Regions from separate parts of the Mus musculus genome. Here region 2 is linked to region 1. The links are chromatin loops, found by intact Hi-C in ENCODE. Cell type or tissue: heart. All regions are shown on one strand. Links, peaks and the distances in the headings refer to the core of each region. The heading gives the core; the rest is flanking DNA. Region 1 overlaps Gm17767 (predicted gene, 17767). Region 2 holds the start of Nabp1 (nucleic acid binding protein 1).

Evidence for each region. Hi-C counts contacts between places; a loop is a spot of excess contacts. Peaks named below come from ENCODE experiments on the same cell type or tissue, not always from the same donor. Only the 100,000 strongest peaks of a DNase experiment are listed, where the experiment ranks them.
Region 2: it touches region 1 in a loop (2.3-fold over the local background); 7 of 42 quality-filtered maps call a loop at or near these places.

What each region holds. Positions count from the first base shown.
Region 1 is chr1:51,522,887-51,539,654 of GRCm38, reverse strand. All of the region lies in intron 3 of Gm17767 (predicted gene, 17767), which reads left to right. Among named protein-coding and RNA genes, the nearest start is that of Nabp1, 53 kb to the right of the region's middle. In heart, for the core only: no CTCF peak of the experiment used is centred there; a DNase peak (open chromatin) is centred at 9,824; H3K27ac peaks cover 2,513 bases.
Region 2 is chr1:51,473,515-51,488,992 of GRCm38, reverse strand. Nabp1 (nucleic acid binding protein 1) reads left to right here and starts at 10,594. Exons shown (of 6, transcript NM_028696.3): 1 at 10,594-11,168; 2 at 11,377-11,515; 3 at 14,388-14,459. The coding sequence starts at 11,078. In heart, for the core only: a CTCF peak has its summit at 10,500; DNase peaks (open chromatin) are centred at 8,372, 10,482 and 11,212; H3K4me3 peaks cover 2,392 bases; H3K27ac peaks cover 1,990 bases.

The DNA of each region.
Region 1 (16,768 bases), core at 5,848-13,847:
CATGCTTAACCAGTCCCTGTAAAATGTCATGCTGATGTTATACAGATTCATAAACAATTTTAAAATGTGGGCTTCAAATAAAAATTATTTCCATTTTGAACCAAATGAAGGCTCTTAAAATCACACACACACACACACACACACACACACACACACACACACACACACCTATGTGTGGGTAATCCTAGGGAGTTTTTTTTCTCTTTGCTAAAAGTTCAACACCCTAAATGACAGATTTTTCAGCCCTGCTGTGGAAACCTAGGTACTGACTCCCGAAACAGTGCTCAGTTGTCAAAGACGCCATAATTCCCTGTAGATTCTGCTTCAGAACGGGGAAGTGTTCTGCCTATTTTATGCCCATAGGTGTGTATTCTATGACTGCATCTACTAGAATAGCAACTGGTTTACCACAGAAATGCTAGAAAATGTCTGAGATCTGGGGAATCTTTTCTCAGCTCTTAGAACTGAGCTTAATGAGTCAGTCCCCTATCATGTCCAATTTCATTTACTGAGCGATAATTCAGCATAGTTTCCACATTTCTAAACGTCAGGTTTAGTGAATGTTCTGATGTTGTGTGTTAGCAGCTGTGTTTCTGAGACCATGTAAAAAGACTGGAAGAATGTGATGGGTGAACAGAAATTTAACCTTGGGGGATACAAAGAGAGGGGAGAAGAATGGAGAAGGGAGGGGGAGGGGAGAGGAAAGAGAATGAACAAAGAACAGTGAGACACTTTAACACCCTTTGAGGCCATCTCAAGTTCAATCATATCATAGTTAATCCAATTTTGAATAAGATTATAAAATGAATATTCAAGACAGGTCAAAGAACTAATGGCTTGTAAAGAAGCCATTCACATTTAAACACTGACTGAGTGGTTAAAAAAGCTCAACTTCTTTGGGATGTCTTATAATTAATGCACAATTAAAAATTGGTCACATGTAATGTAGGATTATTCTACAAGAGTGAGGTTTAGAAAGGACTGTTTTCCATGAATTTCCTAAAGTCACAAGTGTTTATATAAAAAGGCCAAAGACATTTTCTATTCTGAGATAAAAAGACTGAAGAAAATAAGTACTAATTCTTTTAAAAACTAAGAAAGAAGAGAAAGATTTAAAAAAAAATTGCTGACCAGAAACCCTGGGAACCCAGCAGCATTTGTAATATAGGCTTGGGGGAACTTGAAGTCATGATAAAGTAAGTAGGCCACATCATGGCAAGACAGGGAGACCACAGCTGCCTTGTGAGACAGATGTACCTCCTAGTAGTGAGATGTATAAGTGCTCACAGTGCTAGTGACCAGTGCAGATCAGAAACAGCCTTCAGCCAGTGCATGTCAGGACACATCTTGTTGCCATGTGATGCGCATGTCTATCCAGTTTGGGCCAGGTGAGTTATGGAAAGTTTTCTATTTCACAAATGTTTTGGGGCTTCGGAATTGGTGGGGAAAGGACTGCAAGCATATGCTGTGTTATGCAATAGCAGTGATGGCGATTCTTGTGTAACGAGGGCACACAGTTGGAAGATTAGGACAAACTTACAGTAATGAACAAGAAAGCAAAATGGGAAATAACATCTTATTATTTATTAAATGGGGATGAACACAATGTCTCGCGATAGTCCTCGGTAGAAGTGAAACTTCTGACAGGTTGCATTAACAGAGAGTACTTGAACAAAGAATGAACCATGACTCAGGCAGCACTCAGAACCAGAAGAGGGTCAGAGAGCCCTGCTCACTAGGATAAGTGAGGAGGCTCTATTGGCTGGTTTTGTGTTACCTTGACACAAGCTACAGTCATTTGAGAGGAGGGAGCCTCAACTGAGAAAGTACCTTCCACCACAAGTTTGGGCTATAGGTGAGTCTGTAGAGCATTTTTGTAATTGGTGATTGATGGGGAAGGATCCAGCCCATCCACCATTGTGGAGGGTGCTGACTCTGGGCTGGTGGTCCTGGGATCTGTAAGAAAGCAGGCTAAGCAAGCTAGTAAGCAGCACACTCCGAGGCCTCTGTATCATCTCCTGCTTTTCAGGTTCCTGCCTTGACTTCCTTCTATAATGAACAGTGCTAAGGAAATGTAGGCCAAACAAACTTTTTCCTCCCCTAGATGCATTTGGTCATGATGTTTCATCGCAGCAATAGTAATCCTGACTGAGTCAAAGGCTAACAAACCAGGCAGAAGCAAAATAACAGGTACCACCTAGTTGACTACAGTGTGTATGTGTGTGTGTGTGTGTGTGTGTGTACACGTGTGGTGGGGGTGGGGTGGGGTGGGGGCAGGGGGGATGGGGGGGGGAGTGTGTTCTGCCTCTTTTGGATGTGATGAATTGACTGCCTGTGGTTGGCTGAAATGTGACTGTCACACTCCTTTGGCAGGTTTGTAGTGTGCTTGCACACACACTGTTAGTTTTTAGTTTGTTACATAGGAGTCCCAACTTCAGTGGTGACCTTTTGTTTCTTTAGCCATACCTTATATGATAGGCAGTGATGACAGGCAAAGAAGAAGGGTCTGGCAGCATTTAACAGCTCCTGAATTCAAACCCTTCATGAGACTATCTGAAAAATGGACACTGAATTTTAAAAAGAGGGCTGGAAATGAAGTTTACAAATGTACAACACTCTTGCCCAATATGTACCAAGCCCTAGGTTCAATCTTCAGCTACACACACACACACACACACACACACACACACACACACTCACACACACACACACACATAAACATTTATTAAAATGTTTAAAAGAAAGGAAATAAAAAAAGAAATGGAGGGAGAGAGGGATAAACCTCTAGCTACCATGATTAAGGTATGAGCATATCACTCATGTAGTATGTTTGGTGGACAGCAATAATGTCAATACGTTATGTAATGGACACTATTTTCTAGTAGCAACATGCCTCTTGTGACAAGGCCTGGGCCCCAGAAGACTCTTGTGTTAGCAGCTTACCTTTCAGCTTGGTGCTCTTGGCTGGTAGTCAGACCTTGAAGAGGTATGGCCTAGTGGAGGTTATTAAATAGATGGCCCTTGTAGTGCCTGCTACAGAGAATCGTGGGCCCCAGAGCTTCCTCCTTTTTCACTGAGAGTTTTGTTTTGCCTTATGCATCTATTGTGCTTTTACTTTGCCATAGGCCTAAAAGCAATGGGCCTGTTAATCATGGCCGGAAACCACCCAAATAGTTAGCCACAACAACTTTTTCCCCTTTATAATGTGACGGCCTTCTGTGTTTCAGTTCTTTTGTCTATTTGTCTTGTGGGTTTTAAGGTAAGGTTTTTCTAAGTAGTCCTGACTGGATTTAAACAAGGTAATCCCCCTGTTTCACAGCCTCAGTCTCCCAAATGTTAGGCTTACAGGTGTGAGCCATTATGCCCAGCTAGGTCTTGGTAATTGTAATGGAAAGCTATCACCTCTCTCAGGGAGGAACACATTGCAAAGGTATCTTCTAAATAGGATCTTGCCTGAGTGCCACCTTTGCATAAGAAAGTCTTTTCCATTAAAACAACTGACTGGTTTTTCTGCTCTGGCCCAAGGCATTGACTTTCTACTTTGTTTTGTGTGATTGTGAGTTTTAAACCAGTCAATGTAGAAAATTAGGCCCAAGCATTCTTTCACATCTTGGTTCAGAAAACTCTTTTCTTCTGTGGTTTTCTGAATTAATCTTATTTCTTGGTTGTCATATCTCATAACTCACTCTTCTCTATGCTGAGTTTAGAGTTTTGTTTTTTGTCTTTTCTACTGAGTGGCATACCAAGGGAGAGCCAGCCCTTCTCTCTAGTGTTTACTGCAAAAGTAAATTTTAAATTATTGAAATATTAATATTCAAAGGTAGGTAGCATATGCGTGTGTGTGTGTGAGAGAGAAATAAGTATGGAGAAAAGAAAATTCTCAGAAACTTATTGTGTTAATTCTGCCATCTAGAGACAATGCTACTAAGTGTTAGTCCAAATGACTTTCTATTCAAATTCTGTATGATGTGGGGGAAATTTTCCATTTAGTGAAAGTCAGATAATTTTATACATACATTCTGCATCTTGATTTCCCCCCAACTATAGTGATCTACCATAAACATCTCATAATGTTACATTCACTTTCTTTTTCAGTAAGTTGTGTTATTATTTTATGGGTATGCATGTGGTGGATGGTGCTTATTTGCGGGGTGTGTGTGTGTGTGTGTGTGTGTGTGTGTGTGTGCACATGCACTCCATGAGGGCAAGAAGTACATGTTGGATTTTATCCGCTATTCCTCTATTTGTTGTTATTTAAAGTTTCCTTATTTATTATTATTGGTTTGTATGGTCTGTGGGGGAGGGTGTGCACATGCCAGGGTGCATCTGCTGACATCAGAGGACACCTCTGTGAACTCAGTCCTTTCCTTGTACCTTCACTTGGATTCCAGGAATTGAACTGAGGCTTTCCAGCTGCCATGGCAGGTGCTTTAGGGTAGCCATCTAACCAGCATCTTATTGGTTTTTGTTTGTTTGTTTTTTGTCTATCTATCTATCTATCTATCTATCTATCTATCTATCTATCTATTTATTTGACAGGATCTTTCACTGAACCTGGAGTTTTTTGGCTGAATCCCTGCTATATAGTGAGTTCCAGGTGACCTTGGGCTGCAGAATGTAGAAAGAGTTGCCTCATTCCATCAAATCCAAATGCATAAACTGTAAAACATCTTGCTTGTGGATATTAAAAAGTAGAAAAAAATGTGCACATTAATCTGGAAGGTTAAGGTTTAGCCAATTTGACCAGAATGAGAGTTTTTAGTAGACTGAGCTGGTAAATAAAACCAAGAATAGAGAGCTCTAAGCACAGAGAGTCGTACATACCAGGGTCAATCTGAAATGCGCTGTTTTGGTTCTTTTCCAGATCTTTCTATTCTTCTTATCACAAACTGGTAACTGTGCTGGCTAGATTTATGTCGACTAGACACAAACTATAATAATTCCAGAGGAGGAAATACCCCAATAAAATCAGCTTATAGTCAAATCTATAGAGCATTTTCTTAACTAGTGATTGATATAGGAGGGCCTAGCCCATTATGAGTGATACCATGCCTGGGCTGGTGGTCCTGGGTTCTGTGTGAAAGCAGGCTTAACAATCCATGATGAGCAAGCCAGTAAGCAACACCCCTCCATGGCTTCTGTGTCAACTCTTGCCTCCTGGCTCCTGCCTTGTTTGTGTTCCTGTCTTGACTTCCTTTGATGATAAACAGTGACCTGGAAGTGTAAGCCAAATAAACCTTTCCTTTTCCCACTTGCTCTATGGTCACGGTGTTTCCTCACAGCAATAGACATCCTAACTAAGAAAATAGCTTAACTGAGGAACATGAAAGTCTGTGTTCTTAGAGTTCTTAATGTCTTCAAGCCATTGGTCCACCTAAGATGCCACCTCATTGCACTGCTCTGGTATAATTTCTTGTGCCAGGTAGTGTGACGATACCCAATAGTCCACACATCACAGTTCATGTGCCCTGCTTGATGACTTTTCAGTGGCCTCTTCCCACCGTAGGTAGTGTTGCCTTGAATTCTAAGTCAAATGTTCTTGGCATCACCGAGATGTCACCTTCTGCTACCTGGCCTTGTTTCTAGTTCATGGTTATGATTTTCTGTTTGACATCTTGCCTGGACAGAGCCCCAGCCCAGGCTCTGGAGTCCTTCTTCAGAGGATATGAGACTTTCATTCCCTCTAGCAGTAAACAACTGGAGCACGTACAAGGAACCAAGGCATTTGGAGTGCTGGTCACAAAACACATCTTTTTATGCATGCAGCCAAAGCAGCTAAAACTTAAAGCCCTAAGACTGAAACCTGACATGTGCTATTAATCTCAATCTTTGTGCAAAATAGCCTGACAAACTCAAGTGGGACAGACCATTGCTCTAGATATACAAATAAAACCTCCAGTCCTTAACATCTAAGGGCGGTATTCCTAGTGCCAGTTAATGTTAACTATCCTGTTATCCAGGACACATACAAGGAATAAGCAAACAGACAAGGTGAGCTTTGCTCACAAAAAGTGGCTGATAGCCAGCACCAATTGCAAACAAATATATTAATGAGACCTTGAATAATTCTTCTTCATTTTTCCAACTTAGTTGTTAAAGAATGAAGATCCCAAAGAAGCATTCCCCACTATGTTCTGTAAGAAGAATTCCTGAGTGGCAGGAACCACACAGGAAGAAATGTTCCTTTTGGAGTAGTTTGTTACACAGCAGGAGATGACTAATGTGGAAGTATTTTCCTATTCTAGATCTTGCAATTTTTAATTGAGTTATCAATGTGAATTTTATGATTTTTTTTTGCATTTTGTTAAAATAATACTGAATTCTCTTTTATTGTTAGCTGTGCTACAGGGAATTATCAGGGTCCTCTTGATGATGACTATCAAGTTTGAGTCTAGGGAATCCTTTTATATTATAGGGTCTTTAAACAAATCACTTTGTGGAGGTTATTTAAGGGATTGGAAAAGGTTTGTTTATTTATTTATTTATTTATTTATTTATTTAGAAATGGCAAGTGTTTCAGGATCTGTAGGTCACTGTATCTCATACATTTCTTATTTTGCAATCCTTTGAAACTATCCGTATAATTCTCAGCTGTATCTTACTGTTGCATGCTGTGAAGAGACACTACAACCAAGGCAACGCTCATGAAAGAAAGTATTCAGTTGGGGGCTGCTTACAGTTTTAGAAATTTTTAATGGTGTGGATGGCAGCATGTAGGTAGACACTGTGTGATGGCTTATATATGCTTGGCCTAGGGCATGACACCATTAGAAGGTGTGGCCTTGCTGGAGTAGGTGTGTTATTGTGGGAGTGGGTTTTAATGTCCCTGGATGCCTGAAAGCCAGTCTTCTCCTAGCAGCCTTCAGATGAAGATGTAGAACTCTCAACTCTGCCATGCTCCTGCCTTGATGATAATGGACTGAACCTCTGAACCTGTAAGCCAGGCCTAATTAAATGCTGTCCTTATAAGAGTTGCCTTGGTCATGGAGTCTGTTCACAGCAGTAAAACCCTAACTAAGACTCACTGGATCAGTGACTAAGAGCTACATCCTAATCCTTAGGTATAGAGAGATACTTGGGTTCTATCTGCTTTGAAAACCTTAAAGCCCCCCCCCCCACACACACACACACACTTCCTCAGAGATCACACCTCCTAATACTTTTCAAATAGTGCTATTCCCTAATGACTAAGCGTGAAAATACATGAGCTTATAGGGGACATTCTTATTCAAACAACCACAGCCTGTGAGCTAGTCAGGTATTGTCTGACACGCTAGGCCTGTTAGCTGGCATTTGCTGCCCAAAGTGCTTTACATTGTAGGTTTTCCATCCTGTCTGAAAGGACTGTGAGTTATTCCCAGTTTTACATGAGTCTCGCTTTTCTGCATACTTTGTTGGTTCCCACCCATATTGCACATAAACACGTAACAAAAACTGTCCAGTTCTCCTTAATGTCTTCTCCCACAACAGCCATCTAGGTCATCATCAGTGACAGAGATAAATGCTATGCTGCGATGGCCATAGACTTAACAAGATTTCCACTTGATCTTAGTTAACTCTGAACACTATAAAATGTTCCTCTTCAACATGCCTGGTAGTGAGCATGTACTTTTGTTAGTGATTTTCTTTGCATTTCAAGACAGCCTATTTCACTGTTGAATAGCAATAATTATCAGAGAATGTACTTTATAATAGCCTAATATGTCATTCCTCATCATGATGATGTTTTGGTTCTCATTATATTTACTTATTTTTTTATGTTCATAATTGATTCTGTCTACAGATATCTGATGAGTGTGTGCAGTATGCTGGGCTCTGTTCTGAACCTGGAGCTGCAGAGGTGAAAAAGAATTTGGTGTCAAATGAGCTTTTCGTACCTTTCAGTTTGGGTGGAAAGTTAGCAAGTAATCAAAACTATGCAAATTTGTATAAAATTACAGCAAGACAAATGGCATGAAAAGGGTAACGTGAAGAATTTAAATAGAGTACTTTCAGATAGTCCATTAGAATAGTCTATCCACAAACTCAGAAATGCAGGATGTTATCAAAAGCACATTGTTGGCATGCTTGCAGGAAGGCAGGATAAGGTCAGGGTGAGGAAGTGTCCTTCACTGTTCTTGTGAATAGTTGCATTGTTCCTTGCTCAGGCTTCCCAAGGCCAGAAGTTTACAGGTTTCCAATGAAGAGGTTTTTTTTTAATGAAAGAAATAGAATCAGTTTATACAAAATTTAAGTGTGGACTTGACATTGACATTTCAGTAGTTTCAGGGTAAATAAATACATCTACTTGGTGTCATGAGGTTTCAGCCCCAGGGACCCCAGCCATACCATGACAGTGCTTTAAAGAGTCTTTACAGGTTGTGTAAAACTACATTTTCTTCAAAACCTGATACTTTGAGTTCATCAAAATCTTGGCTTAGATTTGAGATCTGATCCTGTATCCTCACCCCAAACTGGCTCTGCAATAGGGTGCATAATAAACCAACAGTAGTGTGCTGACTCCTTTGGTAGGTATGCAGGTGAGTGGGTGCATCACAGAAGCTGTGAATGAATTGGATTTCAAAGTTAAATCTTGGGCTGGAGAGATGGCTCAGTGGCTAAGAGCACTGGCTGCTCTTCCAGAGGTCATGAGTTCAATTCCCAGCAACCACATGGTGGCTCACTGCCATCTATAGGGGAATCTATGCCCTCTTAAGATAAGAATATATATATGCAGCAGAGCACAAATACATTAAATAAATAAAATTAATAAAAAGTTAAATCCTGAACCAAGTTAAATACTCGATTATTTTATTAAAGCACTTGTAGGTCCTTGAATCAGAAAAAAAAAAGTCTTACGAATGAAAGAGTGGACATGAGTGATCATGCTAATCAAGGACATCTAGAATCCCCACCCTTCTGAACTGCCTACTCGAACCTCCTTATCGTGCTCAGAGCAGGCTGGTGAGAGGGGAAGGGCCTTAGCCCAAAAGTACACACAAACGTGTGGCACACTCACTGAATATCACAAATGAAGATTCCTACCCCACAAACAACCAAGGCAGAACCTCCAAAGCCAATTATGGTCTGATTCACTGCTCTAAACCTGGAACAATACAACAAAAGACTAACTGTGGCCCTGGGAATGAGCCAGCACTCCAGCATGTCGGGCATGGTTGCCTGGGCACATTATCAAGCTTGCAGCAAGCTTTAATTAAAGCTCAGGGCAGGTGAGTTACGTGGCTCAAGTCCTTGCTGATCTGTTCCCCAGAAGGGTAAAGTCAGGTGATATTAAGTGGTCAGCTTATGGCCACCTGGTCGTGCTCTGCTGTGACTGCCTTTCCAGTCTGTCAGGTTTTCTGGAATCTGGTGAGCAACCTCTGCCTGGCTTCAGTCTCTGCTCACATGTTCTTGGGGCTAATGTCTCAAACACGTCAGCTCATTGCCCTAGGGCCATAGGGCTCAGCCAGGCCATGTTTGGACTTGCTGGCCTGTTTGGGATTCAGGCCACAGGGGATGTTTCTGGGTCATGGGTAAGGGTCCAGGAGCCAGTTAGATCCTGTTTTAGCATACCCACCAGGCATGATATAGACACAAGAGTGGGGTTTTTCTAGTAGGAGACAGTTCACTTTGCAAAGGAGTCTGAGTGAATGCAAGGGTGTTCTGTTTTAACACCAAGGAACCGCAGCAGGAAAAGAAATAACTTTTCTATTAGTGTGTTCTTAGGAACTGCCACTACTTTTAAGAAGCTAGCAAGAATCTGTCGCTGGGAAGGAAGTAAAGACTCCAGTTCCCCTGGGGACATATGAAACCTCAGAACTTCCTTGTGCTGTGTGTCCCCCGGCTCCACCCATATTTCTGTGGTGTTTTGGCTTCTCTTTCATGAAGGAGTTCTAATCAAGAAGGGGCTGGCACCAGTGGGTCGGAACTCAGCTCATCTTGGATATCGTTAGGAATTTACTGCCTATGGACAATCTGCATTATTATTATCCAGCCAAACACAATTCAGCTTTGTGTGTGTGTGTGTGTGTGTGTGTGTGTGTGTGTGTGTGTGTGTGTGTGTTTATGTAAGCATGTATTTATGTGTTTGTTAGTCTGGCCAACATTTATATAAGGGACAATATAGTTTATTATTTATTAGTCAAAGATTTATTCCATTTTCTTTGTTCTAAGCAAGTACTTTCTTGATATATTTTCTTTACTATCTTTCTTAGTGTACTCAAAATTTCATGTACACAGTGATCTTCCATAATGGTTTTGGTCTGAAGGTACTGCAATGACTTAAACTTTAAAAATTGTTAATCTCTTTTATTTATTTATTTATTTATTTATTTATTTATTTAGAGACAGGGTTTCTCTGTGTAACAGCCCTGGCTGTCCTGGAGTTCACTTTGTAGATCAAGGTGGCCTCGAACACACAAAATTGATCTGTCTCTGCCTCCTGAGTGCTGGAATCAAAGGTGTGTGGCACCAATACCCAGCACTTTAGATGTTTTGTTTTGTTTTGTTTTTTTGAGACAGGGTTTCTCTGTGTAGTCCTAGCTGTCCTGGAAATCACTCTGTAGACCAGGCTGACCTCAAACTCAGAAATCTGCCTGCCTTTGCCTCCCAAGTGCTGGGTAGATGGCTTTTAATGACTTACTTATTTGTGTGTTGGTATAAAGGTCAGACTTGTGGGAGTTTGTTATATTTGTTTCATCTTGCTAGTATATGATTTAGACTTTTCTTTTTTGTACAGAATCTGTCTATTTAGCCCAGGCTGTCCTGGAATTTGCTAAGTGCTAAGGAGAACAGATGGCTCTGAACAGTCTGCCAGCTGGGATTAAAGGTGTGTGCCACCATTCCTGGCTGTATTACACTTAAAAAAAACAAAAACAAAAACAAAAACCAATCGCTATTCAAGAAAACAGTGGCTAAGCTAGCTTGCTCCTTACCCTTTTCTTCTCTTCCTCCCACCTTCTTTTCTTGGGTGTCATCAGTTATCTTGCATGTTGTCAAAGCACATTTTTTCTTTTTTGCTGAGCCCTTCCTTTCTCTTCCAAGATTTGATAGTACAATCTGTACATTAGCAATAAGTGCCTACGGAGGAAATAAAAGAATTATCCTGAGACAGGCTTGGTGTGGGGAGCCTGCAGGTATGTCATGATATCCCAATTTCTGACATGAGACAGTATCAGGATACTACACTATGAAGGAAAGCTGCCTGTGTAGGGTATTAGCCAGCCAGGGCTGTAGAAGTGATGGCTTAAATGACAGAAATATATTTTCCCACAATTCTAGAGGCCAAAATCTCAATATCAAGGTATCTACAGGGTCAAGGTATCTACAGGGTCAGTTTCTCTGAAGACTTCTCCCTTGGCTGATAGACGGACTGCTCCCCCTGATAGAAACTTGGTCTTCCTTTGCATGCCTGTGTGTGCCTCTCTCCCTACTGCATTGGAGTCTACTCTCATGACTCATTTTTTGCTTAGAGACCTAAATCTAAATATAGTCCTATCATGGCTGGTAGTTAGGGTTTCAATATATAAATTCAGAGAAGAGAGGACAGAATTCAGCTAATGATAATGTAATAAGTCAGTTCCTAATCAATGTCCAACTCGAGTAATGGAAAACTAGACCCCAGCAAAGCCGGAAGTGCAGACTCAGAGGCAGATTGCAGAGCTTCACTGGGGTTGGCTGTTGCAAGGCCCTCCTGTTACAGATTGCTCATTACAAGCATTAAAATAAGCTGCCATGCCTCTGGCCATATTGTCCTGAACAGGCCTGGTCTCCTCTAAACAAGCTGCAGAACCTGACTATCTGGAGTGAGGACCAATCAGGAGAGATCTGCTAGGGCCAGATGTGCAGGGGCAGGCACTTAAGCATCGAGCGAACAGCGGAGGGATCATAAGAGGACAACCCTGTGTTGTGGACCACGATGTCATGGGATGAGACCACATAGTCACAACACTCCTCAATAGCTGTCTGTAGAAACCTGAGAGTAGAAGGCTGTGGAGATGTTCCCACTTAATATGTAGGTAAATTTGTTTTTCCGTTTGAAGGAGAGACACTAATGAGTAATTCATTTCTGCCAAGTTAAAATTCCCCAGTTCTTCTGGGTAAACGCTAACTGGTTCGCCTTGAAAATCACACGGACTTTTCTATGGCTCTGTTCTGAAGGCAGGGCTTTCCTACCTTCTTGCTCCTTAGGTTTAGATAAAGATACCAGAGGAGATTGACACAGAGGCACTGGAATTCTCTAACTGTCCCTACATGTTCATCAAGACACTTCATTTAAGCTATGCCTCTGTCATGGGCAGTGAGTTGCTATTTCATTTGCTTCTATATTTTATAAAATATAGGTTTACACATCGGTTAAAAATAGTGATATAGTTAGTGGAAAAGTTTAAAATGAATGTACCACAATGTTCATTATCCTATTTTTGTATTTCTTCATGTTTGGGGGCACTGAAAGCATGAAACACGCTACCAACCTGGGCCTTTCTTATCGTAGAGAGGCCCACACCTGAGCAGACTATGTGCCTCTAACTGTGGGAAAACTACTAAGATCCAAGTCCACCATGACCAGATGGTCCCTGAGCTAGGCACAAAATGGGAGACTCCCTTGTTAGGAGGTTTTCTCCTCCTTAACCTTGTCTGGGGGATTCTGAGCACCCACACTTACTTCTACCTGAAAAAAAAAATAATGTAAGACAAAAAACCTGGAGTTCTCCATGCTAATGAGGTATCTAGATAGGTTTCAGTGTTCAGCCAATGAGCTTCCCTTCCTGAGCATTCCTTCCCCCAAAAAAGATATTTAATCCCTGGTTCACCTTGAGTAAGATATATACATTCACATCTACGATCAAATGAAAACTGTTTGGGCAAGCAAGGACTGTCTCTTCATCCAGGATCACTTTCGGGGGAGGCCTTTGTCATAAAGAACTGCAACTAAATCTCCCAGAGAAGGCCTCCTCTCTCCCAGCCCCTCTGTACTCTGGGCACTCACACCAAACCTGGTTCAGACCCCGTTGTGGGCTCAGCCTTCACCTTCCTGCCTGGCTCATGGACTCCCTGAGGGGAAGCATGGGCCAGAGAACCCATCCCGACTCGCAGTGGTACCCCAGTGGTGCCTGGGTACACAAGAGACTGGAAACCACAGCAATCCTCCCAGATCCTGCTGTTCCCACCTGAGAAAACCCAGCCTGAGAACTCCCATTACAACTGTGTTCTGCCTCTACAGAGAGGCTTGCTGCTGCTCTGGCCCACCTCTATCTTCAATATCGTTATTTGGGAAGCTGTTTTGCTCATCTTAAAAGATTGTGACCTTAGTTCCCATGGCTGCCTGCCTTCCACCATAAATGTTAGCCGTGGGGTCAAATCCAAGGGCACTCCACCATGGCTTTAATTTTCACAACCAGCAAGAAACAGTCTAACTATATCTATACTTTTTTTTGACTTGTTGGTTCATTTGAGGTTTTTATTTTTTAATTAATTAATTAATTTTGTAGTGTTTTTTTTTTCAGCTACCTTCCAAGGTAACCCTGAGAGTATTCCTATGTTCAAAGAGGAATGCCCAGAATGCATTGCTGCACAGTGTATGATTCACTCTTGGCTCAGTGATACATATTTCTGGGGTGCTGGCAAGAGGGAAGGCCTAATACCTCCTGTTTGGCAGTTATAGACTACACTGAATTCAGAGATGGGGAATGGTGGTCATAAATGCCTCTTGCTACCTGAACAGACATCTCACTACTCAGGGCCAGTGAGCAAATCTATTCTGTGGAGAAGGCAGATGTTAGTTGAATGTTGTCTCTACTTGTTTAAGACAAGCCTATAGAATATATTTACAAAAATGTTTTTCCTTCCAGTTTGCCTCCTGTCAGTTCGTAACTACAGAAGATGTTGACAAAGCCTGAAATGGCATCAAAGTCATGGGTAATGAGTCATAAAAGGATCTAGTCAGAGTTTCTTAAAGGGCCACTAATACAAAAGCAGTTCAAAGTTCTTAGAATTGGTAATGACATTGAGGTCACAATAATTCACCTCATTCTTTTTCAAGCCTTTCACACACACACACACACACACACACACACACACACACACACACACACACACACACACAGAGGCAGATGGACAGACAGACACACGGCATTTGTGTCTCATAATTTTTACTTAAGATGCAATAAAACCATCCCACTCCATCTTTCCTCCACTCCATTTATCCACTATGAAATTATATATTGAAGTCTTAATCCCAGTATACCACTCTAAGCACCAGAAGGAACATGTCTAAGCCTTTAAGAACAAAGTCCAAGGTTTTGTTTTACTCTGTCTCATATACTGTTTATCTACAACAGATAATCAAAAATACTCGTTATACTAAATCTTGTTTGTGTAGCAGTTGAGAAGTTCCTTTTTGCCACCACAGGTAAACATATTAATTGTTGCCCAAGCAAACTGGACTGATTTCCAGTAGAAATGAAGCAGAGAGGAAGTGGTTTTCCTGCCTTAAGAAATAAGGATTGGCTGATGGTGGTGGCTTGCTTGCTCTTCCTTGACACAACAGTGAGATCCTTCTATATTTATGACTATCTTCTACCAGTTTGTCTCCTCCAAAATGGAGACAGCTTCCAAAGTCTTAGCCAGTTACAACCAAAGTCTAGGGGTGTATATTTCTAGGAGTTGAAGGGTCGGGGGATGACATGACAAATGACAACATGACTTGAGTCTTTGAAATGAAAACAAAAGCTTCCAACTACCTAGATAGAATCTCAGTGCTGAGGAGTCTAAAAATGGAAGACCCTCCTTGTTCTGGCTGGCTTTGTGTCAACCTGACACAGGCTAGAGACATCAGAGAGGAAAGAGTCTCAGTTGAGGAAATGCCTCCATGAGCTCCAGCTGTAAGGCATTCTCTCAATTAGTGACAAATGGGGGAGGGGCCAGCCCATTGTGGGTAGTGCCATCCCTGGGCTGGTGGCCCTGAGCAAGTCATGGGAAGCAAGCAGGTAACTATCACCCCTCCATGGCCTCTATATCAGCTCCCGCCTCTGGGTTCTAGACCTGTTTGAGTTCCTGTCCTGATTTCTTTCAGTGATTAACAGCTATGTGGAAGTGTAAGCTGAATAAATTCTTTCCACCCCAACTTATTTTTTAGTCAGGGCATTTTGTTGCAGTAATAGAAACCCTATCTGAGACACACCTCAAAAACAACCAACCAACTAGTATTCTTCAGAACAAAAAGCAAAGAGACACTGATACTGATACAATGTTGAAGCGCCTTCTTAACTTATGCTAATGAAAGGAAAGTGGATGCACAGGTTCTGTATATTATGTGACATCATTTATATGAAATTTTCTGGAGAGACAAACATGTAAGAAACAGAAACTATAACAGTGGTTGGAGGATGGGGCAAGACTAGGTATTGAATATAAAAAGACCGAGTAATCTTTAGGAGATGACAGAAAGCAAATTTTACGTAACTATAAATTTCCTAAAAATCACCAAGCCAGGTGCTTTGAAATAGCTATGAATAGTTATACTTCCAAAAAACTAAAATAGATTTAAAACAAACAAACAAACAAACAAACAAACAACCAAGACTGAACAGATAACGGCTTGGCTTGATTGCCGTTAGCTGCAGGCATTGGCTTACAAATCCTAAGCAGATCACTTACCATACAGCTACCTTTTCCCCTTAATTTACAGGCAAAGTAATTGGCTATCTCTGTTGTTGGAGAATACAGGATTTAGGCTCAATAAAGCCAAAGACATGTTGTTAAGTTCCTCGCTGTGTGCAGAGGAGACACTGGCTAAGCCATTGAGTAGTGCACCTGCTTTTCTCTGACCTAGCAGGATATTCCAGAGGATGGCACTCCTTTTCAGTGCCCTCCTAGATGCTCCTATCATTGTGTGCATGCTCTCGAAGTGCGCTGCATGAGTGTGATTGGCCTATCTCAATCTGAAGGGATGAAGACAATGCCTGTTAAGCCAGAACTATTTTGCCTTTAAAGATGAGACCATTTACTCCAGCACCTACCCCTTACTCAAAGATTCATCCTCTCCTCCTACCTAGAGAAGAGGAAAAGACACATTAGGAACCATGGAACCCTATGACTTTCATCTTGCCCTTTTAAGAAATGTACTGGAGCTTGGTCCAAAACAGGTAGAGAGAAATAACATGTGCTGTGCAGGGACTAGGCAGAGTCCATGGAGCAGTGACTTTGGCAAGGAGACAGTGGGTATTTCTCCATCTGTAGGAAGAAAACGGTTTTTCCTACCAAACTGGTAAAATTAGTATGTACACACCATGCTAATTTGGAGTTCATAGAAAATTACGAGCCCGAGAGTCTAATCTGGGTGGCTTGCTTCCAGTGGTGCCTCTGGGGTCTGTTCTCTCTCCAGCAGTCTAGTTCTTCTGCCGTCTCCCCAGCTAGTTCTTTCTTTTAATGTCTCTGACTCCTCTGCCTATTCCTAATCTTGTAGACTGTGCATTTGTTTCCCCTTTTTAACTTAACTCCACTTTTTCTTACTTAGTTGTATCAGGAGCACTTCCCTTGTGTCCTTGTACTTACCTGTAATCCCAGTGGAATGCTAAGGTTGTGTGGTGGTTTGAGTGAGAATGGCCACTTTCTGGGCTAATATATCTGAATGCTTGCTTACCAGTTGGCAGAACTGTTTGGGAAGGATTAGGAGTTGTGACCTTATTGGAAGAGGTGTGTCACTGAGGGTGTGTGTGTGGGGTGTTTTGAGGTTTCAAAAGCCCATGGCTTCTCTCTCTCTCTCTCTCTCTCTCTCTCTCTCTCTCTC
Region 2 (15,478 bases), core at 7,479-15,478, 52 kb after region 1:
CTGAATGAAATACACACACACACACACACACACACACACACACACACACACACACACACGCACACAGCATTTATATTTTGATATGTCTTAATCAGCTCAATGGCTGTGCCACTTTTTAACCTTCACGTGGCTAATCCAACTCCCTCCAATATTCCCAAGTCATTATTTACTAAAATCTGTATTTCATCTCTGCTGCCCCGGGCCATCCAGACTCCTACATGATGGCTAAGCTCTCTCACCTGCATCTTATCAGGTGCAGCATCTTTTCTCCTCCACCTTCTCCTGGCATGACAGCTCTTCCTCTTCCTTCCTCCTTCCTTGGTCCCTTGCCCTGAAATCCTAAAAGTCCCACTTCTGTCTCCCTGCCCAACTATTGGCCGCCAGCAATTTTATTTACCAATCAAAACCAACTGGGGGCAGGGTTCCCTCAGTGTCTTACTTGTGGATGTGAGGATTCTCGTATAATTTTAGGGACCCAAATATCTTAGTTAGGGCTTTTCTGCTGTGAACAGACACGATGACCAAGGCAAGTCTTGTAAAGAACATTTAGTTCGGGATGGCTTACAGGTTCAGAGGTTTAGTCCATCATCATCAATGAGGGAGCATGGCAGCATCCAGGCAGGCATGGTGCAGGCAGAGCTGAGAGTTTCTACATCTTCATCTGAAGGCTGCTAACAGAATATTTGCTACCACGCAGCTAGGATGAGGGACTTAAAGCCCATACCCACAGTGACAAACCTATTCCAACAAGGCCACACCTACTCCAACAGGGCCACATGTTCTAATAGTGCCATTCCCTGGGCCAAGTGTATACAAACCATCACACCAAATTAACATAATATCTTTAGACCAAACCGACAGAGTTGCTTTGTAGGAAATGCAGATGATACTCATACCGGGTAGGGAGTCCTTCTGGTGATCAGAAGATGGTAAGACCACAGAGGCTGTAGACTTCGTAGATTATGGAAGCCAAGTTAAGACGAATAAAGGTTTTTCATCTAAATATTTTTGTGAGTAGCGTGATGTAGCTGGAACATGGCTTCAGAGTGATGTTAGGGAAAGGCTCCATGTGATACTACAGGTCTTGGTCCTTTATCTAATTGGTTAGTGATCTCTTGATTACCATAGTAACTTTTCTCAAGATTGTCTACAGCTTCAGTGGATGACACTGATGATATGCTGCTGATGATTTCAGGTTTCAAGGAATGCAGATGTGCCTCTCATCTCGAGAAACGAGAATTTGCTGCAGTAGTACAAGAATAAGGAGGAAGCAGGTATGGGGGTATTTTAATGGAACCATGGATTTATTTATTTATTTTATGTATCTGAGCACACTGTAGCTGTACAGATGGTTGTGAGCCTTCATGTGGTTGCTGGGGATTGAATTTTTAGAACCTCTGCTTGCTCCGGTTGTTCTAGCTTGCTCTGGTCAACTCTGCTCGCTCAGTCCCTGTTCACTCCGGCTCAAAGATTTATTTATTATTATATGTAAGTACGCTGTAGATGTCTTCAGACACACCAGAAGAGAGCGTCAGACCTCATTATGGGTGGTTGTGAGCTACGATGTGGTTGCTGGGATTTGAACTCAGGACCTTCAGAAGAGCAGTCAGTGCTCTTACCCACTGAGACCTCTTGCCGGCCCTCATTTCCAGATTTAAGTAACAGCTGCAGTATCTCAAAGGTACTATGAGGGTTGTTATCATGAGAAGGTCCCTCATTCTCCTGTGCACGTTAAGCCTTCCTTGCACTCAGTTTGACTTCCTCTTAATTCTGCAGTTAATATGATCCTTGCTCTACATCTCAGTTTATCTGCCTTGTTGTTTCTATTTACTTTTTGCTATACTAACCATGGGGACTGTTTCCTATCTGCTTAGGCTCTTGGCTCCCCCTCCACTCTACTCTGTGTCCCTCTCTGTGGATTTGTGTAGAAAGGACAGTTAACACTAGGCCCACGACTGTTATTTCTAGAAACATCTGTTTGCAAGGTTGGCCACAGACTGGCATCTGGGAGCTTAGGTTCCAGGAGCGTTCCCACCATTCTCTGAATTGGAAGTGTTCAACTGTGCAAACAATGCAGTTCAGATCCAATACCTTTCTTCTGCTGTTCGGGGACTTGGTATTGTACCATGAAGAGAGTATTAGGAAGCTCAGCCCTCAGTAAGAACCTCAGGCACCAAGTCTGCAGTGTGCGTCCCTGGCGGGCAGCATTTGACGCCCTGTGTTGTAACTTGTGACTCCTGCAGGAGCAGTTTGGACACAGCTTCCTGCAGACTTTTTGCTGTGTGCCTTTTCCACGTGGTAACTCAACTATGCATGTGTCACTGTCATAGCTATGGGTCAGACTGTAAAGAGAGTCCTTCAGCAAAGCATTGAGTTGGACTAGAGGACCCCTAACACACCTTTACTTCTGGCCTTTTCCGTCACAGCACACCACTGGGCTATCACACACTGATCTCTTTTTGGCTCTTTCTCCTTGTATTGTACCACTCCCTTCCCCCATTCTAGTTTTGCTGGATTCCTTCCTGTTCACCAGACATTCCCTAAATGCCCTGCTCTACAGCTTCTGGCTTTTGTCCTTACATTTTCCCCTGCCTGTGCCTTTTATCTCAGACCTATGCTTGTTTTTTTTTTTTTTTTCTCCCCTCCCCTCTCCCCACTGTGTTTCCATCCATGTCTGCTCTTCTTCAGGGATCCACTTACCAATTTCTGACTTGGCTCATGCCTCTCCCTAAACCCCCTTGGATTTAGGACGAAGCACAAACCAATACAGCATGAGAGGCGGGTGTGTGTTCTAAAAATTACCCCTGACTGGATCTCCCTCCTTGTCAGGGGAGATAAAATGTAACATTTGAAGCTTTGTTAGTTGACTTTTAACATAAAGCCATTTGGGGATAGATGAGCCAATGAAGCGACAAGACCAATCCTTCAGAAACCTTTTCAGTAGTTTTTTTTTTAAGGCTTATTTTTTGTTTTGTTTTGTATTAAATTATGCGTACATGTGTCTTCAGGTTTTGTGCATGTGTGTGGATGTCTGTGGAGCGCAGAGGTATTAGATTCTCCTGGAACTGGAGTTACAGGACGTTGTGAGCCATCTGGCACAGTGCTGGGAACAAGCCTCAAGTCTTTTGGAAGACTGAATTTAGTTAGCCACCGAGCCCCCTTGTCAGTTCCCACCTCCATTCCTTGACAAATGGTGGAAATAAACATTTACATTTAGTCCTTCCCTCTATGACTACAATTAGTGCCAATTTTAACTAATCCAAGCCCAAATATGTCATCTGACTTTTGAAGCCCAGAGTAGAGCACTAGTACAAACCATAGTACACAAATTCCATTCTGGGGACAAAATAGGAGGTTACAGGGAGAATGGTGGGAAGTCTCAGCCACCCACCACTTTATAAGACAAGCATTATAGTATTGTACTCCAAGGAGTCTTACTTCCCATATCCCTATTTCCTTAGATCTAGGTTGGACATGTGATTGGCTTGGATCAACAAAATGGAACAAATGTACATTTTTTTCTAGTTCCAGATTCTATGCCTTTAGAGACTGTGAAGTGTCTACTACCATCCTGAAACCATGCTATCACCTTGCTGTGAAACCTGGTAGCACATTCCAGAGGACACAACACACTGTGGGGAATAACAGGTGTCCCTGTGTAGAGCCAGCATCAGCAGCTAGCTAGGTGAGTGGCTCTTTAGAGTCAACACCAGGGGCAGATATGTGCTGTCTCCTTAGGCTCTTGAGCCTCACATGAGCCGTCAGATGACTTGAGCACATGAATGTTTGCAGGCAAGGCCATCAGGAGTCCCTCCTAGTATCCTGAAAGTATATAGTTGCTGTCTTTAAGTCGCTAGGTTTTGATGAGCATTTTTTATGCAGCCAATTCATACCCAAAGATTAACCCTAGTGACTATTTCTTGCTATAGCAAGAGCCTAAAAGAAAGTTGGAATGTGTTGACAAAGAAGCAGCTTAGTTAGGTTCAGTCGTTCAGAAAGAGAAGCCACAATCTCAGCTAACATCTTGGAGCTTACGTTAAATGAAGAACACAGCCAGTGTGGTGGCTCATCCCTGTAACTCCAGAATTTAGGAGACCAAGACAGGAGGATTGCTTTGAGTTCAAGGCCAGTGCAGGCAACATAGTGAGCTCCAAGCTAGCTAGCCTTTTTACAATGTGATAGTCTTGTCTAACAACAACAACAAAAAGAACACAATGTTCAGCAATGATTCAGAGCTTCAGAAAGGAGAGCTAGTAGTTCTGTCCCAAGAACGATGGATAAGAAATGGAAGATCTGATCCTCCTTCTGTTGTCTCATTTTCTGACCTTGAAACACTCTCTGGCCTCTTGGTGCCCCATTTCTTCAGGGATAGTATAAGGCCCGATCTACTCCTTACTCATCATTCACGAAGCTGGGTAGCCTTGTTGTGGGGGGGGGGGACGACGCATTTTAACACCCCACTCATTTAGTACAATTTAGTTTTTGAAAAGTCATTGCTTTTGAAAAGATTGCTCTTATAATCTGAAAGCTGCATTCAGAGGCTGAAATGTGCCCTCCTGGTGAAGTTTTAATCTTTTGTGCTTTAAAGATAAGTCATTTGCCTTGAAATAGCTCTTTCCTATTAAACATGATCACAACAACCCAATTTTGGTGGCCTTAGGTGATGATAGTGGGGGATGGCAGTGTGTATTCACGGTTATTTGGTCTAGGGTATTGAACCCAGGGCTGTCTGTAGGTCAGGAAAGCACATCTTCACTTAACCACACTCAGCCTTGAGACTTCTATTTGTTCACGTGGACCCATTTGCGTATCATAACATATGTATCTTTTTCATCTAAATATAACTACATAAAGATTCAGTGGCGTGACTCAGTTGGTAAAACTATTGCCACATAAACCTGGTGATGTGAGCTCAACATCTGGAACCCATATAAACAAATATGGGTTCCTTTGAAAGCAAAGACCCAACACTCCACCATTGTGCTCTGACCCTTCATAGGCTCACTGTGGCGCATGCGCCCCGAACCAATAACGAATGCTAATAGAAACAGCCATGTAAAAGAGCTGGGATTCAGACACTGTTGTGGATGCCAAGAAGTACATGCTGAAAGGAGCCTGATATGGCTGTCTCCTGAGAGGTCCTGCCAAAGCCTTACAAATACAGAGGTGGATGCTCGAAGCCAACCATTGGACCGAGTTAGAGAAAGGACCGAAGGAACTGAAGGGGATTGCAACCCCACAGGAAAAACAAGATCAACCAACCAGTCCTTCAAGAGTAAATACTTCGATGTAAATACTTCGATGGATTCTTGCCTCACAGTAAGATCTGAAGACTGCACAAACTTGTACATATGGTTTGCTTCCTTCCTTCCTTCTTAGCTTTTAGACTCTCTTCATTCACTGCTTTATCCACAGAAAACTATTTCTAGAAAACGATGCCTGAATGTTTTTAAATGGCTCTTGCTCTGTGACTGCTGCCTAAAACCCAATATCCCTTGTTTCCTCCCTTCTTTCTATGAGTGTTATCCGGGACCCTCTGTAGCCTACCTGTAGCCTTCAGGCCCACCTGCAGAATCCCTGAGCACTATGCTGCCCTACCTATAGAATCTTGACTTTTTTCACCTTGCTATTCATGATTCTCTAGTTACTATATATCAATTTGTTCTGTGTACACCTTTAGAATGTAAGTTGCATTAAGTCAGGGATTTTTTTTTTGTACTTGTTTTTTTTTGTTTTTCAGATGCAATCTCAATCCTAACACAGATAAGTTCAGTATCAATAGGTTAACAGTTATGTTTAGTGCCTTTATAAAGTACACAGGGAAATGCATTTTCAAAATTCCCCAGTGGAATCTGATGAAGCCATACTCAGTGTCTTCACTCCTAAAAACTAGTTTAAGGAAACACTGGTCCAGGGAATGTATAGGGAAGTGGAAAACATTTTTGATCTAACACTATCTCCTATCTGGCTGTGTTTTTCAGACTCTGGTGTACATTGATGGCCATTACCTGGGGGTGTTTTCTAAACATGTTGAATGTTGATATCTGTCTCAACTTGAGAAAGTTCAATTGTGAGTTGTTTATCCTTTCCATAGTATTATCTACTGTTGGTGATCGATTGGAACATAGGAATTCTTTAGTAACTCTAGATGGTTTTCCTGTTAACATCTTGTGGCTTGTATTTTTTTTTTTTTTTTCGAGATAGCATTTCTCTGTTTAGCCCTGGCTGTCCTGAACTCCCTCTGTAGATCAGGCTGGCCTCAAACTCAGAGATCTGCCTGCCTCTGCCTCCTGAGTTGTGGACCACCACTGCTCAGTTTTATTTTTTTCATCTACAAAATAAAAGGTTTTCAGTCCCCACTTCTTTGGGATTGAAGGCCATCAGAGGATATACAATCTCACAGAGTAAGAACTACTGAATTCTTGGCCAAGGAGACAGCCATTATTGAACTAGCTGGACCACAGCCTATAAGCCACTTTAACAAATTCCCTTTTTAATGTCAATTCTGTTCATCCAGAGAACCTTAATACAGAGCACCGACTCTTCATGGTGATGTGTGGGTGTCTATGTGCATGTGTGAACTTCACAGTGCCCCCAAATAAGAGCTGGGTATCCACTTTTTATTGTAGTGAAGTCAGAATTTGGTGATCTTGACCTTGTTTTTCCTTTTGTGCAGTCTTGATACATAGCTGAGGCTGTCCTTGCATTTGTGCCTAAGCTTCCCAAGTGCTGGAGATTACAGGTCTTGGCCAACAAACCAGCTTGTAAATGGAATTTTAGGACAGTCCTGAAACCTAGTCAACATGTGTCTGGTGTGAGGATAGAGACTGATGCTTCTTTTAAATTTTTTTTTTAATCGTTTTGGTATGGCTTGTTAAGCAGCAGAACTCTGAGATCCTCCCCACTGAGTTTTTACATTATTTTATGTATTTGCTTGTACATTCAGTTTTACAAAGGACACCAGGAAAATGTTAAACAGTAGCAACTCTTGGAAACATCCAGATTAAGCATTCTCACAGTTCTGTAAAACTGTGACCTTGTGGGAGCTCCAACTGTGACCTTGTGGAAGCTCCAACTGTGACCTTGTGGAAGCTCCAACTGTGACCTTGTGGAAGCTCCGACTGTGACCTTGTGGAAGCTCCAACTGTGACCTTGTGGAAGCTCCAACTGTGACCTTGTGGAAGCTCCAACTGTGACCTTGTGGAAGCTCCGACCTATCCAGGCTCTTTAGACATACGACTTGGAGCATTGTCTACAACATCCTTTAAGTATGAAAATCATGATATATATACTTGAACCAATAATATGTTATTTGTTTCCATATAGTTCTGTTGGGCAATATACTTTTGCTTTTTTCCATAAATAGCAAATTCAGGAAACTATTGAGAGGTAAGATATACTGAAAACATAGAACATAGAACATAAAAGCCAAAACTGTTTCAGAACATAGACGCCAAAGCTGCCTACCTCATTATTACAGAGTAATATGCTTTGAATTAATCTACTTAACAATGAGTTTCTTTCCAAGAGGAACTAAAATTTCATTATCCTCTAGAATATTTCACTGACCTCCAGCCCCAAGCAGGCATTGGGGATTATTCTGAATTACAAATCCTTCAAAAAAGTCAATTACAAATTTAGATAACTAGTGATTTACACATTTTATATTCTTTTAAAGAAAAAGTTTTATAAGCATAAGGGTTTAAAGCTCAGATTTTTTGGGGGGGGGGGTGTCACGAAACATGTATCATTGAGAGAGCTACTGAATCTAATTGTGAGGAGTGTTCAGAGCCAGATATGTAGTAGATGCTTAATGCATGCCAGCATATACTCTAGGGAATGGTTACATGAGTATAGCAAGTTTTTATCTTTTTATTTTTAATTTTTATGAGTACTGGTATTTTGTCAGCATGTATGTTTATGTACCACAAATATGTATTGCCTGCCTGTGTATGCTGGGAATCAAACCCAGGGCCTGCTCGGGGAGAGCAGCCAATGTTTTTAACCATGAACCATCTCTCCAGCCTCAGCAAAAGTCTAATATATATATTTATTTATTTTTTTCTGTGAGATGGTTCCCTTTTGTAGCCTTGGCTGGGCTGGAACTCACTGTGTAGACCATTTAGCAATTGATCTGCCTTTGCCTCTAGTGCTGCCTTAAGAGCTTGGACCATCACACCCATAGTTGATTTTATCCTTAATCAACTATAATCTTTGAGAAGTGACTTAGGAGTTGCTGAAACCTATGCTCTCCATTGAACTGTGTGTTCTTGTTGCAGTTTCTCAAGGCTGCCTGTGGGTTTGTGAGAAAGTGGTGCCATTTTTATTGTGGGAGCTCTGTGCTAGGGGAGGAAGTGAGAGGATCAGCTGAGTCTGTCTTGGGTGGAGGGAGGGCCAGGAAGGGCAGGGACAGAGGGACAGCCCTGTGCAGTAGCTTCTGCTTTTTAGAGTGCCTGCTTCTCTCTTCTCTTCTCTTCTCTTCTCTCTCTCTCTCTCTCTCTCTCTCTCTCTCTCCTCCCTCTCTTGGCATGCAAGTGTGTTCTATTGAACATAGTTTTTTTTTTTTCATACCATATATTCTGATTATATCCCAACTCCTCCCAGATCCTCCCTTCCCATCTAAATTCACTTTCTCAGTTAGAAAATAAACAGGAATCTAAAAAATTATAATAAAACAAACAAAACATAAGGAAAAAAAAGCACAAGAATCAGATGGACACTGTGACACTCTTTCAAACACACAGAAATAGTACAAAACCAGAAACCATAATATACAATCAGTAAGGACCAGTCAAAACAGTCCCAACGAGACGTTAGGAGACAAAGAACCTCCCAAAATGTCACTGAGTTGTTTTTGTAGCCCAGGTGAAACTGTTAGAACTAATATTCATTTGTGAGCCGTTAATCAGTTGGAGATGTCTTCTGGTTTGGGGATAGGGTGCATGAGTCTGTCTACCTCTCCTCTCAGTGTTGGTCAGCCCCGAGAACCCACCTAGGGCACACCCCTACAGGGCCTGGTCTCTTAGTGTTTGGGACCTCTTTAAGGAATGTGTATATAAATAATTCTGAGCATCCCTCTTAGTCCTTTTTATGAGGGCAAATGGTTGAGAATTCAGGGAGTGGCTAGGTCCCCCACCCCACCCCACCCCACCCAGATCCCTGGCCACAACTTTGCTCTATTATATTGTTTGTTTTTCAAGGCAAGGTTTCTGTGTAGCTCAGGCTGACCTTGAACTCACAGATTGCCTGAGATTCCTGAATGGTGGGATTAAAGGTGTGCTTCACCTCTAGGCTGCTCAATGTTCTTAACATGGCTTGTTATTTATTCTTAAACTTTTCTCTATGCTGTTTCTCGGTATTATCCTTAAAAAGAAAAAGAAGTGTGTTTTTGATATATACATTTTCTATTTTCCACAGTATTTGCTTATATGATTCTCTAACATGCTAGAATATACTCTGCTGTTCCCATTTCTTCAATCTGTTTTGGAGGGTTACAATCATACTACTTAAACATAAAATACTTCTGGTTGAAGCCTCCTAGGGTCAAGATTGCCTAAATTGAAATCCAGTTTGGTTATTCTCTAGTGAGTTTTATTACTTGTAAACGGGGGTTAAAATTATCACTCACCATGAGATTAAATAACAGGTAATTATTTTCAATAGAAAATTGATGAAAAGAAATACTGATCACAGATCTATTTGCGACTGTACTTGGGCAATTTATTTATGACCCCATTTTATCCTCTATGAGGCAAGGATCCTAGTTTTATTGTTCAGATTGTTAAATTCTGGCTAGGAAGCTTAACCAACTAATTTCAAGGTCACACAATTAGCCTCCAGCTTGTTTGGTGGCAAAGCACAACCCTCCCTTTCAGGTTTTGTTTTAAGGTTCCCCTTCACCAGTGTATGGTTAACTCATCTTAGTTATATAAAAGCCAAGTGCAATTTAAAGAAAAGGGTTAAGGAAAAAATGAAATATCTGTGGAACTTAACTATGTATGGCTATTATCAGCATGAAAAGAGGTTTATTTACAAGTTACTTTTAAAAAGACCACCTCGTGTTTCTGGATCCCAATTTAAACACCTCTAAAGTACGAAGGTTGATCGCCAAGTTGCCTGCGACTGGGAACCACTCTCTTGGAAGCCTCGGACACCTTTAGTTCGCCCTTTTTTCTCTCTCCTTGATCCTGCTCGATCACTCTCTCCGTTCCTTCTCAACTGCATACTTGCTCTAACCACGGGGTTCGGAACATCTGAGTTCCACGTGATCGCGGGACTGAAGGGCAAAGGTGGCCTTACTGAAGGATCCTGAGGAATTAGAAGAAGCCAGGTCTCCCTCGGAGCACCAAAAGACCCAGCCCTACAGAAACCCGGAAGACGTGGAGCGACCAGCGGGAGGAGGGTGTGGCCGAGAGACCATTGGTCGGCCGGGAGGCGGTGCTTGTGCTGACAGTAGGGGAGGATCCAGGGAAGCTGCGAGCTCAGTGGCGCTGTGTTCCGCCCCAGAGGCGTGCTAGTGGGCGTGGTGACGTCGCGTGACGCCACAAGGGGCGGGGCGCGGCTTAATAAAGCCGGCCTGAGGGAGCGTTCGCCAGTTGCTGCTTGGGACGCGGGCTGCGCGGTTGGTGAACAGCCTTGCCGTTTTGCTGTCACGTACCTTCCCTGAGCCTGGGACGGAGGGGGCGCGCGCGTGTGCGTGTGTTGTGTGAGGGACAGCGGGACTCGGGCAGGGCCGTCTCCTGATCCCTTTTCCCTTAGCGGAGGCGGCAGTGCGCACGCTGGTTTGCTCGCCGCCCACTTGGGAGCGGGCTCAGGGTGCGGAGTGCGTCTTCGGTTTTGTTTTTTGGTTTTTTGTTTTTTTTGAACTTGTGAGAGTCTTTTTCCCCTCCCTTTTCCATTTTTATTTTCTTTTGGCTCCGTGCCTCTAGGGCTGGTTTACCCGGCCCCTGAATTACCGCTTCCTGACCCCGGTCGCCAATCTTGCCCCAGGTTGCTCCCCGGCTCTGCCCCTGCCCCTCCCCGAGGGTGGGAAGCCTTGCCTAGTGGGTCTCTGAAGCGTAGCCGCACCTGCCTCAGTATGCACGGGGTCAACGACCCTCCACTTTTTATAAAAGACATTAAGGCCGGACTGAAAAACTTAAATGTCGTCTTTATTGTCCTGGAGATAGGTAAGTGAGGTCCGCAGCCCGCCCCACACCCTCGAGAGCTCGGACCTCTTCCCCGCCCGCGACCCCACGTGCTCCTGGCCCAGAATCCTACCCGGGGACAGAAGTCAGTCACGTAGCGAGCCAGAGGAGGGTGAAAGAGCTCCCTCGAATGAACTCCTTATCTAACACACCTTTCCTTCTCCCCTTTTTGATTTTTAAATCTTCACAGGACGAGTGACCAAAACCAAAGACGGCCATGAAGTGAGATCCTGCAAAGTAGCTGATAGAACGGGAAGCATCACTATTTCTGTGTGGGATGAGATCGGAGGGCTCATACAGACAGGGGATATTATTCGGTTGACCAGAGGGTAGGTGTGCATAAATTGGGGTAGGTGTGGGTTTGGCCGACTTCGGGGTTCTGAAGTTGTTTGGCTCTTCCATGGGCCACTTCAAGAAGGGAGCTGTTTTAGTGGACCTCACTGGGAGCAGCTCACCTTCACAGCTAATTTGTTTTAGGTAGGGATTTAACTCCCCTCCAATTTTAAAGGTTAATTTTATTTTTGAGAATACCGTGTGGAAGTCAGTGAGCATTTATCAGTGAGGCTGATAAAAGATCACATTACCCTTTCCACCCTTTCTTGGAGACTGGGTTTTTCTGTGTAGCCCTGGTTGTCCTGGAACAATTCTATAGACTAGTCTGTCCTCGAACTCACAGAGATATACCTGGAAATCAGTTCTGTGTGCCACACCAGTTGGACACATTTCCTTTTTAATCAGTTCGTGTATGAAGTATAATGTCTTCCACCCCTTTCCTTTTTTGGTACCTTTTTTTGTACTCAATACTCATCGTTGTGATATGGACATGAATGAATATCTGGAATACTCATTCTTGAAAATGATTTCATCTGTAAGATCAGAGTTTCACAAAACCCAAAATAATACACAGTGGCAGAAGTTAATCTTTGATTCATTCAGAGTATTTAGTTGGTTATGGAGTTGGAATACTTTTTTTCATAGACTTGAAAATCTTACCAAATGTTGGCCTTAAGAAAAGTTCAGGAAAGAATCTTAAAAGTAGAATATGGAAGCTTCTGTGATTGGGAGAATTGTAATAATTTTATTGGTAGCCATCAGAAAAATAGTTGACAATTGCTGCTGAGCTAAGAGAATGGTAGAAGTATTGAGTCTTTGGGCAGGAGTTCTTTGATCCTATCTCACAGGCCTTACAACATTTTCAGGAAGTGAGGTAAGGTATCATCAAAGCAGGAAGTGAGAGTCAGAATTTAGGCATCTTATTCTCAGACATTGAGTCATTGTGACACTAAATTACATCTTTTTAACGTCCATGTCTTTTCCCCCCCAAAAATCACTTCTTTTGGAGGTTATGGGGAGAACTACAATACTAATACTAATCATAATATATGTTTTAATGAAGTTACCCACCTTGGTAGTTGTACAAAGAAACATTGAAAAAGCCAGACTTTGGTCTGATTCTGCTAATCTAGATTTAATGATGTCATTCACATTTAAAATTGCTCACACTAAACAATTGGTTTCATTCTGTTGATATTAAAAGTTGCAAAATTTGGGGAAACCAGCAGGGCAAGAAGATTAGTGGTCTATCTTTTTTATAGCTGCTTTAGAAAGTGCCAAACTTTGAGGAGCTTGAGAACTGCTGTCTGCAGAAGTAGACATAGTACTGTTATATCATCCTTGGCCATGTCAGTAACACAGACAATGCTGGTGTGTTGGCTTTATGTACCTTGTGGCTGAAAGGCAATACAAATACTGAATTTTTACTATTAGAAGCTCCTCCTTAGAATACACTTTGAATTCTATTTCTTTGAGTGTGTCTTTTGTCCCCTTCCTAGGCTCCTCTCCTCCTTAACCAAGCTTCACACAGGTGTTAATACCCATGCCAGTCTTCAGAGAGTAGAAAACATGTACGTTCTTCTAACTGTAATGGAGAGAATTTTACAGATGTTTTTTTTTTTCTTTAAAGTTTTTAAAGTTTATTTTATATATGTGAGCACACTGTAGCTGTCTTCAGACATACCAGATGATGGCATCGAATCCCAATTCAGATGGTCGTGAGCCACCATGTGGTGCTGGGAATTGAACTCAGGACCTCTGAAAGAGCAGTTCGGTATTCTTAACTGTTGAGCCCCTTACAGATATTTCTTCTGTTGAAATAGTCTGTTTTAAAGTAATTTTAAGGTGAACTTTAGTTAACCAATCAAACCAATTCTTCACTAAAAAAAAACCCATCTTTTGTTAACTGCTGATAAAGTCATTAATCATCTAGAAATAACAATAAATATGTACTTTACCAGAACACTACTTCTTTCCACTCATTCTCCTTGTACATAAGCTCAAATTTGATTTCATGTTTCAGTTTTCTCAGTTCTGGGATTCAAAATGTGTGTTACCATGCCTGGTCAAGATTTTATCAAACTATGCATTCCAGTTCCTCCTGAGGCTGAGACAGGAAGATGGCAAGGTTGGGGGCTACTTGGCTACAGAGCAACCAACCTGGGCAGTTTAGGGAGATGCCTAAAAATCAGGTTTAAAATCAAGTTCTAGGAATATAACTTAGTGACAGAGTGCTTGCCTAGTATGTTCAAGGCCTGAGATCCATCTCTAGCAGTAAAAAAAAAATTTTTTTCCTAGGGTTGTTATTTAGATGATTATGTCTTTTTTTTTCTTTTTCCAATTTTTTATTAGATATTTTCTTCATTTAGATTTCAAATGCTATCCCAAAAGTCCCCTATACCCTCCCCCCTGCCCTGCTCTCCTACCCACCCACTTCCACTTCTTGGCCCTGGTGTTCCCCTGTACTGGGGCATATAATGTTTGAAATACCAAGGGGCCTCTCTTCCCAATGATGCCCGACTAGGCCATCTTCTGCTACATATGCAGCTTGAGACACGAGCTTTTGGGGGTACTGGTTGGTTCATATTGTTGTTCCTCCTATAGGGTTGCAGAGCCCTTCAGCTCCTTGGTTACTTTCTCTGGCTCCTCCCTTGGGGGCCCTGTGATCCATTCAATAGCTGACTGTGAGCATCCACTTCTGTGTTTGCCAGGCACTGGCATAGCCTCACAAGAGACAGCTATGATGATGTCTTAATGTGGCAGTAGAATTTTCTTTGTATAATTTCTTATTAGAGTTACAGTTACAGTGACTGTATTTGACTTGACATGGTGAGTAGGCCCATGTATAAAAGTATACATTCCCTCTAGGTATGCATCAATGTGGAAAGGATGCCTGACACTTTATACTGGAAGAGGTGGTGAACTTCAAAAAATTGGAGAGTAAGTATTAAAGTGCATTTTGTTTAATTAAATTTCAAATAATGTCTACAAAATAATTGGTAAGTATGAACTATATATAAGCCACTAATTTTGCCTTTGGAGACTTGGCTTTATGCCATAGGTAGGTAACTGTTTTAAACACTATCAGGTCTGCTCCCTTTGAGAAGGTAAGCTTTTCCTAGCAGACCTGTGTTTAGACCAGCCCCAGTGGGGTCCTGTTTAACTTTAGAAAAATGTGTTTTTCAGGTGTCATTCGAAGTACACGCTCTTGATTTACTAAAATAGAATCTAGAGATGGGTTTCAATCTATAGCTTAAATATTCATTGTCTCTATGGATGAATTTGTATTAGAGTTAAATGGACTTTCAACAGTGACAGTTGAAGCCTTCTGTTTGTCCTATTCTATGTACAGTTCAAGCAGCCACAGCTAGTGTATGCCACCTGGTAATTAATGACTTCCTCCCCGACCTGCAGGAACATATGGGAGTGTAAAGGTGCTTTGGTCTCCATGCTGGCTTAGCTATCTGTGTTTCACCCATAATGATTCAGATTGTTAGTCTAGACTTTTTGGTTGCTGATGCTTAGGTATATCTTAGTGCCCATTAGATTGGAGGATATTTAAAAAGAGAAGTCACAAATAGAACTGAGAAGAGAGCGAGAGAGAGAGAGAGAGAGAGAGAGAGAGAGAGAGAGAGAGAGAGAGGGAGAGGGAGAGAGAGAGGGAGAGAGGAAGAAGAAGGAGGAGGAGGAAGGGAGGGGAGGAGAGGAGAGGAGAGAGAGAGATGAATTGTGTCTTGGTTAATATGAAAGGGAAAAAGTGTAGTCTGATTAAACATCAGAATTTGGGTTACCACTTCACCCTCATCAGGAAGGTGATTGTTGGGACTCCTGCTGTAAGTACAAATGTAATGCTCTTTAGAGTAATGTGTTATGAAGGTCTTTGGGGCAGAATTGTAGGATCTGGCTAGATAGTCATGGATACAGAGATTCTACAATAACGGAGGTCAGGTAAGTGAAGA